Linked DNA regions of Homo sapiens: region 1 is linked to region 2. A link is an interaction called in ENCODE POLR2A ChIA-PET data of the cell type or tissue named here. Cell type or tissue: HepG2. All regions are shown on one strand. Links, peaks and the distances in the headings refer to the core of each region. The heading gives the core; the rest is flanking DNA.

Region 1 (4,057 bases), core at 1,558-4,057, 280 kb before region 2:
CAGGAGTTCAAGGCCAGCCTGGCCAACATGGTGAAACCCCATCTCTACTAAAAATACAAAAATTAGCTGGGCGTGGTGGCGGGCACCTGTAATCCCAGCCACTCGGGAGGCCAAGGCAAGCGAATCACTTGAACCCGGGAGGTGGAGGTTGCAGTAAGCTGAGATGTGACACTGCACTCCAGTCTGGGCGACAGAGCAAAACCCCATCTCAAAAAAAAAAAAAGAACAGACACTGGAATGAGACCACCAGGGTCAAATCCTGGTTCTATCACTTAGTAGCTGTGTGACCATGACAAGTTGCTTAACCTCTTTGTGCCTCAGTTTCCCCACTGGTAAAATGGAAACAATGATAAGGGTACCTAAATGTGATAATATAGAGATTATCTTTTTAAAAAGTCCATGTATTTTAGATACATAGTCAAGTATTTGCAGATAAAATAACAAGGTATCTGGGATTTACTTTAAGGTAATTACAGGGGAAGAATTAACAGACAGATGAATAACAAGGAAAAGTTCATCGTTAACCTAAGAGAATGAAAATGGAAGGTAAAGATGTAATACATTCAAAAGCAGTACAAAAGTAGAAGGGAAATGAGGGTGACTTAGACTATAACGCATAATAGAATGAGATCTGGACTAGGAATCAAGATCAAATAAGCCCAGCCCTACAAGCTGCATTCTCTTTATTTGCAACTACTTTATATTTTATTACTATGTTTTCCACTACCCAATAAAAAGATCTATATATTCACCCAAAGAATAAAAGTAGTAACTATCTCAAAGGGGTGTTGTGGGGATTAAATAACTTTTGATAAGTCAGGTGCTTAGAGTATTAATTGTTACATAGTTAACACTACACAAGTGTCAGTTGTTAGCATCATCCTTCACTGCTATCTCCCACCAATTAGTACTCACACAGACACTGTGGACTCTGAATAAATATTAGAAAATTCGTTGAATGTTTAATAAATTCTCATCCCCACACATAGGTCATAATTATATTCTACAATACTGTATTTCTAGAAGGAATTTCCTTTTCTTTCGGTCAACAAAAAAACAAATGTACCCTACTGTTTTCCACTGGTAAACTAAATTGTATTATCTCTGGTATACATAACCCTACAATATCATCAAAGCACATAGAAGGATGGTTTTATCCATGTCAGCTTCCTTAGGACAATTACTTTAACCAGACACCCGGAACTGCCATACCTGGGAGGTTTGTAGTAAGAAAGCCCCTCTAACAATCGCCGCCAATGTTTATTCAGTTCTGCCTCAATCTGACTCTGGAAAAGAACAAGGTAATTATACAAATGCAGTATTTTTTTTTTTTTTTGAGACAGAGTCTCACTCTATCACCCAGGCTGGAGTGCAGTGGCACCAACTTGGCTGACTGCAACCTCCGCCTCCCAGGTTCAAGTGATTCTCGAGCCTCAGCCTCCCGAGTAGCTGGAATTACAGGTGCCAGCCACCACACCCAGCTAATTATTGTATTTTTAGTAGAGATGGAGTTTCACCATGTTGGCTAGGCTGATCTCGAACTCCCCACCTCAAGTGATCTGCCTGCCTTGGCCTCCCAAAGTGCTGGGATTACAGGCGTGAGCCAAGGCACCCGACCGCAAATGCAGTTTTTTGTGCTTTCTTTTTTTTTTTTTTTTTTGAGACGGAGTCTCACTCTGTTACCCAGGATGGAGTGCAGTGGCGCAATCTTGGCTCACTGCAACCTCCGCCTCCTGGGTTCAAGCAATTCTCCTACCTCAGCCTCCTGAGCAGATGGGACTACAGGCGCACGCCACCATGCCAGTCAGTTTTTTTTGTATTTTTAGTAGAGATGGGGTTTCACCATATTGTCCAAGCTGGTCTTGAACTCCTGAACTCGTGATCTGCCCATGTCAGCAAAGTGCAGGGATTACAGGTGTGAGCCACTGCGCCCGGCCCAAATGCAGTTTTATTAATAATCAGACTCGGCCAGGCATGGTGGCTCAGGCCTGTAATCCTAGCACTTTGGGAGGCCGAAGCGGGCGGATCCCCTAGGGTTGGGAGTTGGAGACCAGCCTGACCAACATGGAGAAACCCTGTCTCTACTAAAAAATACAAAATTAGCTGGGCGTGGTGGTGTATGCCTGTAATCCCAGCTACTCGGGAGGCTGAGGCAGGAGAATCACTTGAACCTGGGAGGCAGAGGTTGTGGTGAGCCGAGATTGCACCAATGCACTCTAGCCAGGACAACAAGCACGAAACTCCGTCTCAAAAAAAAAAAAAAAAAATCAGATTCCAGAATCACACTAAGTATTACACATTCCTTTGAGTGTTTTTAATATGCATTTTTCCCCAGAGTTGAAATCATTTTGAATACAGAATTCTGTAACCTTCTTTTCTTTGCTTAACATTATAACATAATGACTTAACCTTATTATGAAAGTCTTGATAAACATACTTTCAAGTTGCTGCATAATACTTGTATCAAGTTGGTAGATCATAATTCATTTACCATTCCTCTAATGTTTGATATACTTAAGCTGACTGTAATTATTTAATAATATAAATGATGTTGTGGTGAAGTTTTCTTTGTTGTTTTTTGAGACAGGGTCCTGTTCTGTCACCCAGGCTGGAGTGCAGTGATGCAATCATGGCTCACTGCAGGCTTGATATCCTGAGCTTAAGCGATCTTTCCACCACAGCCTCCTGAGTAGCTGGAACTACTAATACAAGCATATGCCACCAAGCCTGACTTTTTTTTTTTTTTTTTTTTGAGATGGAGTCTCGCTTTGTCACCCAGGCTGGAGTACAGTTGCGCGATCTCGACTCACTGCAACCTCCACTTCCGGGTTCAAGCGAATCTCCTGCCTCAGCCTCCCGAGTAGCTGGGATTACAGGCATGCACCACCACACCGGGCTAATTTTGTATTTTTAGTAGAGACGGGGTTTCTCCATGTTGAGGCTGGTCACGAACTCCTGACCTCAGGTGATCCGCCCGCCTCGGCCTCCCAAAGTGCTGGGATTACAGGCGTGAGCCACCATGCCTGGCCAAGAATCTTTCTTAGGTTGAGGTAGAAGAATGGTATTTGCACCCCTACTCTCAGCAGCCAAGCAATGAACACAGGTATCTTTTCATAAAAGGAATCAATGAAATACAAAGGTAGATTTAAAAGACTTCAGCAGCTAGGCTAGGTAGTCTCATTTCAGCAAAGAAGTAGGGAATGCGTAATGTTTATAAAGCTTTTTGCTTTTTTGAGCTGGGGTCTCGATGTGTCTCCCAGGCTAGAGTTCACTGCAGCCTCAACCTCCCAGGATCAAGCAATCCTCCCACCTTGGACTCCTAAGTAGCTGGGACTACAGACATGCACCACCATGCCTGGCTAATTTTTTAAAAAATTTTTTGTAGAGACGGGGTCTTGCTATCTTGCCAGGGTTGGCCTTGAGCTTGTGCACTCAATTGATCCTTCTGCCTTGGCCTTCCAAAGTGCTGGGGTTACAGGCATGAGCCACTGCATCTGACCACGTTTATAAAGTTTTAGGAACAAAAAAAAAGTGTTTATACCAGGCACAGTGGCTCATGCCTGCAATCCAAGCACTTTGGGAGACTGAGGTGGGCAGATCACCTGAGGCCAGGAATTCAAGACCAGCCTGGCCAACATGGTGAAACCCCATCTCTACTAAAAATACAAAAATTAGCCGGGCGTGGTGGCATGCATCTGTAATCCCCAGCTCCTTGAGAGGCTAAGGCAGGAATCACTTGAACCCAGGAGACAGAGGTTGCAGTGAGCCAAGATCGTGCCACTGCACTCCAACCTGGGCGAGAGCCAGACTCTGTCTCAACAACAACAAAAAAACGTAGCCGGGTGTGGTGGCTCATGCCTGTAATCCCAGCACTTTGGGAGGCTGAGGCAGGCAGATCACCTGAGGTCGGGAGTTCAAGACCGACCTGGCCAACATGGCAAAACCCTGTCTCTACTAAAAATATAAAAATCAGCAGGGCGTGGTGGTGGGCACCTCTAATCCCAGCTACTGGGGAGGCTGAGGCAGGAGAATCACTTGAACCCAGGTGGCAGAGGTT
Region 2 (5,849 bases), core at 1-2,500:
CATGGTGAAACCCCATCTCTACTACAAATACAAAAATTGGCTGGGCATGATGGCACGCACCTGTAGTCCCAGCTACTCGGGAGGCTGAGGCAGGAGAATCGCTTGAACCCAGGAGGCAGAGGTTGCAGTGAACCAAGATTGCGCCACTGCACTCCAGCCTGGCAACAGGGTGAGACTCCCTCTCAAAAAAAAAAAAAAATTAGCTGGGCGTGGTGGCGAATGCCTGTAATCCCAGCAACTCGTGAAGCTGAGGCAGGAGAATCACTTGAACCAGGGAGGTGGAGGTTGCAGTGAGCTGAGATGGAGCCACTGCACTCCAGCCTGGTGTCAGAGCGAGGCTGTGTCTCAAAAAAGAAAAAAATACAGGACGAGGCGGGCGGATCACAAGGTGAGACCAGCCTGGCCAACATAATGAAACCCCATCTCTACTAGAAATACAAAAATTAGCCGGGCGTGGTGGCGGGCGCCTGTAGTCCCAGCTACTCGGGAGGCTGAGGCAGGAGAATCGCTTGAACCAGGGAGGCGGAGGTTGCAGCAAGCTGAGATTGTGCCACTGCACACCATCCTGGGCGACAGTGTGAGACTCCATCTCAATAAAAAAATAAAAAATAAAAATAAATAATCACAGTTTACTGCAACCTCAGCCTCCTAGGGCTCAGGTTATCCTCTCACCTTAGCCTAGTAGCTGGCACTAAAGGCACATATCACCACTCCTAATTATTATTATTATTTTTTTTGAGATGGAGTTTTGCTCTGTTGCCCAGGCTGGAGTGCAATGGCGTGATCTCGGCTCACTGCAACCTCTGCCTCCCGGGTTCAAGCGATTCTCCTGCCTCAACCTCCTGAGTAGCTGGGATTACAGGTGCCCACCACCACACCTGGCCAATTTTTGTATTTTTCATAGAGATGGGGTTTCACCATGTTGGCCAGGCTGGTCTTGAATTCCTGACCTCGTGATCCACCCCCCTCTGCTTCCCAAAGTGCTGGAATTACAGGAGTGAGCCACCGCGCCTGGCCTAATTTTTGTATTTCGTAGCAACAGGGTTTTGCCATTTTGCTCAGGCTGGTCTTGAACTTCTGGGCTCAAGTGATCCATCCACCTTAGCTTCTGAAAGTGCTGGGATTACAACAGGCATGAGTCACCATGCCAGGCCTTATCTTCTTTTTTTTTTTTTTTGAGATGGAGTCTTGCTCTGTCACCCAGGTTGGAATGCAGTGGCACAATCTCAGGTCACTGAAACCTCTGCCTCCTGGGTTCAAGGGATTCTCCTGCCTCAGCCTCCGGAGTAGCTGGGATTATAGGCACTGACCACGCCCAGCTAATTATTGTGTTTTTAGTAGAGATGGGGTTTCATCATGTTGGTCAGGCTAGTCTTGAACTCTTGACCTCAAGTGATCCGCCCACCTCAGCCTCCCAAACTGCTGGGATTACAGGCGTGGGCCACCATGCCCGGCATTGTCTTCATTTTTAACATTCCAGTTTATAACCAACCTGAATTAATTTTGTAGTATGATGTGTGGATGTATTTTGGCTTTTTTTTTTTTTTTTTTTCTGAGACAGGGTCTCACTCTGTCACCAAGGCTGGAGAGCAGTGGCACGATCTTGGTTCACTGCAACCTCCACCTCCCAGGTTCAAGCAATTCTCATGCCTCAGCCTCCCAAATAGATGGAATTACAGGCGCCCACCACCATGCCCACGCCCGGCTAACTTTTGTATTTTTAGTAGAGATGGGTTTTCTCCATGTTGGCCAGGCAGGTCTCGAACTGCTGACCTCAAGTGATCTGCCCGCCTTAGGCTCCCAAAGTTATTTTTCCAAAATATTTGTCAATTGATCCAACACATTTTTTTTCTATTTTTTTGAGACGGAGTCTTGCTCTGTCTCCCAGGCTGGAGTGCAGTGGTGCCATCTAGGCTCACTACAACCACCGCCTCCTGGGTTCAAGCGATTCTCCTGCCTCAGCCTCCCGAGTAGCTGGGACTACAGGCGCCCGCCACCATGCCCGGCTAATTTTTTTTTTTTTTTTTAGTAGAGACGGGGTTTCACCATGTTGGTCAGGGTGGTGTTGAACTCCTGACCTCATGAGCTGCCTGCCTCAGCCTCCCAAAGTGTTGGAATTACAGGCGTGAGCCACTGGGCCCGACTTTTTTTTTTTTTTTTTTTTTTGACACAGAGTCTCACTCTGTCGCCCAGGCCGGAGTATAGTGGTGCAATCTCGGCTCACTGCAACCTCTGCCTCCCGAGTTCAAGCGATTTTCCTGCCTTAGCCTCCCAAGTAGGTGGGATTACGGGCGTGTGCCATCATGCCTAGCTAATTTTTGTATTTTTAGTAGGGACAGCGTTTCACCATATTGGTCAGGTTGTTCTTGATCTCCTGACCTCCGGTGATCCACCTGCCTCAGCCTCTTAATGTACTGGAATTACAGGTGTGAACCACCGCGCCTGGTCCCAACACATTTGTTTTATTCAATACGTGTTGATTAAGTACTTTTTATGAGAAAGCCCTAATTTAAGGTCATGGCAAATATAACGGTGAGACTAACATGACCCATCTCTGGCTGAGTAACTTTGAAATTCACAGATTTGGCCAGGCACGGTGGCTCACGCCTGTATTCCCAGCACTTTGGGAGGCCGAGGAGGGTGGAACACGAGGTCAGGAGTTTGAGACCAGCCTGACCAACATGGTGAAATCCTGTCTCTACTAAAAATTCAAAAATTAGCTGGTCGTGGTGGCGGGCGCCTGTAATCCCAGCTACTCAGGAGGCTGAGGCCGGAGAATTGTTTGAACCCTGGAGGTGGAGCTTTCAGTTAGCCGAGATTGCGCCAATGTACTCCAGACTGGGTGACAGAGCGAGACTCTATCTCAAAAAAAAAAAAAAGAAAAAGAAAAAGAAAAAAAATTCACAGTTATAATTTTACCCAAATAACTGTTTATGTGTTATATTTTTCTTGTTTTTATTTTTATTTTTGTTAAAAAAGAGATGGGATCTTGCTATGTTGCCCAGGCTGGTCTTGAACTCCTGAGCTCAAGTGCTCCTCCACCCTTAGGCCTTCCAAAGTGCTGGGATTACAGGTGTGAGCTACTTCACCTGGCCAACGTTTTTTTCAACAGAATTGGTGCTGCATGTATAATGTTGAAAAACGAAATACTGGTGGGGCACGGTGGCTCACGCCTGTAATCCCAGCACTTTGGGAGGCTGAGGCGGGTGGATCACCTGAGGTCAGGAGTTCGTGACCAGCCTGGCCAACATGGTGAAACCCTGTCTCTACTAATAATACAAAAATTAGTTGGGCGTGGTGGCAGGCACCTGTAAAGCGAGCTACTTGGGAGGCTGAGACTGGAGAATTGCTTGAACCCACAAGGCAGAGGTTGAAGTGAGCCAGGATCGCGACACTTCACCCCAGTGTGGGTGACAGAGCAAGACTCTGTCTAAAAAAAAAAAAGAAAAATGAAATACTGGTATTGACATATTTAGAACAATTGCCTACACAGAACCATATTCATTCATTTAAACAATACTTATAGAGTGTCTAATATATGTGAGGCAGCAGTGATTGTAATCAGTGCTTTGAACAAAATACACAAAATAAGGTAATATTTCCCTAATGAGTTGGCTTTTGAACAGAGACATCAAGGACGTGGGGAGGAGGCATTGTGACCATCGGGGAAGGATATGCTAAACAGGCTGGGCGTGGTGGCTCACGCCTGTAATCCCAGCACTTTGGAAGGCTGATCACCTGAGGTTAGAGGTTCAAGACAAACCTAGCTAACATGGTGAAACCCTGTTTTTACTAAAAATACAAAAAAAAATTAGCCAGGTGTGGTGGCGGCCACCTGTAATCCCAGCTATTCGGGAGGCTGAGGCAGGAGAATCGCTTGTACCGGGGAGGTGAAGTTTGCGGTGAGCCAAGACCACGCCATTGCACTCCAGCCTGGGCAAGAAGAGCAAAACTCCGTCTCAAAAAAAAAAAAAAAAAAAAAAGCCTGGGTGCAGTAGCTCACACTTGTAATTCCAGGTTTTTGAAAGGCCGAGGCAGACGAATCGCTTGAGCCCAGGAGGTCAAGACAGCCTTGGCCACAGGGTGAAACCCACTCTCTACAAAAAATACAAAAAATTAACTGGGCATGATGGCGTGTACCTGTAGTCCCAGCTACTAGGGAGGCTGAGCTGGGAGATCACTTGAGCACTGGATGTTGAGGCTGCAGTGTGCCATGATGGTGCCACTGCATTCCAGCTTGGGTGACAAGAGTGATACCCTGTCTCAAAAAAAAAAAAAAAAAAAAAGAAAAAAACTATAATAGATATGAACAAAACCTAATTGGGCTACAGAAAATGGAACAAATACATCTACTTGCAGATTAAAAGGAGCCCAAGCCCCATCTCATCCTAGCACACCCTCCTCCACTGTCCTGGCAGTAGCAGGTATGGCCATCTGCGGGGGTGCTTATTCTCAAAAATGTCCCCAGCCCAGCCTGTGTCTTTGTCACTCCATGGAGCTCACACTCACTTTTCTTCCTTCCTCTCCTTCCCTAGTCCCTGCACTAGGTCAGACAATCCCCTTTGGGGTACAGGAAACAAAGCAGGAGGAGTTTGAGGTCCCTACACTGCAGCAGAAGAAGAGGAAGGAGTGGGGCCTGAATTGACCATAAAGGATGTAGGGGCCACGTTGTTCCACTGTAATGTCAAGGAGGGGGTGGCCATTGTTTGTCCCAGCCTGGGGCTCCCCCTCTGGTTTCCTATTTGTAGTTACTAGAATGAAAAAAAAACATGATAGATAAATAAATAATCCACTGGCAGAGATCAGAGAGGTTCAATCTGGATCATTAAGAATGAATTGGGGCCGGGCGCCGTGGCTCACGCCTGTAATCCTAGCACTTTGGGAGGCTGAGGCAGGCGGATCACCTGAGGTCAGGAGTTTGAGACCAGCCTGGCCAAACCCCATCTCTACCAAATATACAAAAATTAGCCAGGTGTGGTGGCCCACGCCTGTAGTCCCAGCTACTCAGGAGACTGAGACATGAGAAATGCTTGAACCTGTGAGGCAGAAACTCCGTCTCAAAAGAAAAAAAAGGCTGGGTGCAGTGGCTCACTCCTGTAGTCCCAGCACTTTGGGAGGCCAAGGCAGGTGGATCACCCGAGGTCAGGAGCTCGAGACCAGCCTGGCTAACATGGTGAAACCTACAAAAATTAGCCCAGCATGGTGGCAGTTGTCTGTAATCCCAGCTACTCTGTAGGCTGAAGCAGGAGGATCACTTGAACCTAGGAGGTGAAGGTTGCAGTGAGCCAAGATCGTGCCACTACACTCCAGCCTGGGGGATAGAGTGAGACTCTGCCTGCAAAAAAATAAATAAATAAATTAGCCATGAATGGTGGCGGGTGCCTGTAATCCCAGCTACTCGGGAGGCTGAGGCAGGGAGAATTGCTTGAACCCAGGAAGTAGGTTGCAGTGAGCCGAGATCGCGCCATTGCACTCCAGCCTGGGCAACAAGAGCAAAACTCCATCTCAAATAAAACAAAACAAAACACCCAAGACTGTAACACTTGTGTTTTGGAATTATGAATATCCTGCTGCTTTATGTCCAGTATCCATCTGTAGGGCACACCAGCCTCTCAACACAAAGAGCATGGGCAGATGGCGCTTTCATTATGGCCACCATTGATTGAGCCCCCTTCAGGTTTCAGGCTCTTTTTTTTTTTCCCCAAGACGGAGTCTCGCGCTGTTGCCCAGGCTGGAGTGCAATGGCGCAATCTCGGCTCACTGCAACCTCCGCCTCCCAGGTTCAAGTGATTCTCCTGCCTCAGCCTCCAAAGTAGCTGGGACTACAGGCACATGCAACCATGCCCAGC

What was found. Peaks named below come from ENCODE experiments on the same cell type or tissue, not always from the same donor. Only the 100,000 strongest peaks of a DNase experiment are listed, where the experiment ranks them.
Region 1: POLR2A ChIA-PET joins it to region 2 with 7 read pairs; 5 of 35 experiments call an interaction of 5 or more read pairs at or near these places.

The regions. Positions count from the first base shown.
Region 1 is chr9:128,950,002-128,954,058 of GRCh38, reverse strand. NUP188 (nucleoporin 188) reads right to left here. Exons shown (of 44, transcript NM_015354.3): 3 at 1,213-1,286. Among named protein-coding and RNA genes, the nearest start is that of NUP188, 4.3 kb to the right of the region's middle. In HepG2, for the core only: no CTCF peak of the experiment used is centred there; no DNase peak of the experiment used is centred there.
Region 2 is chr9:128,662,087-128,667,935 of GRCh38, reverse strand. It overlaps a transcript of DYNC2I2 not described here and the pseudogene HMGA1P4. Among named protein-coding and RNA genes, the nearest start is that of DYNC2I2, 8.2 kb to the right of the region's middle. RefSeq lists an enhancer at 1-131. In HepG2, for the core only: no CTCF peak of the experiment used is centred there; a DNase peak (open chromatin) is centred at 1,172.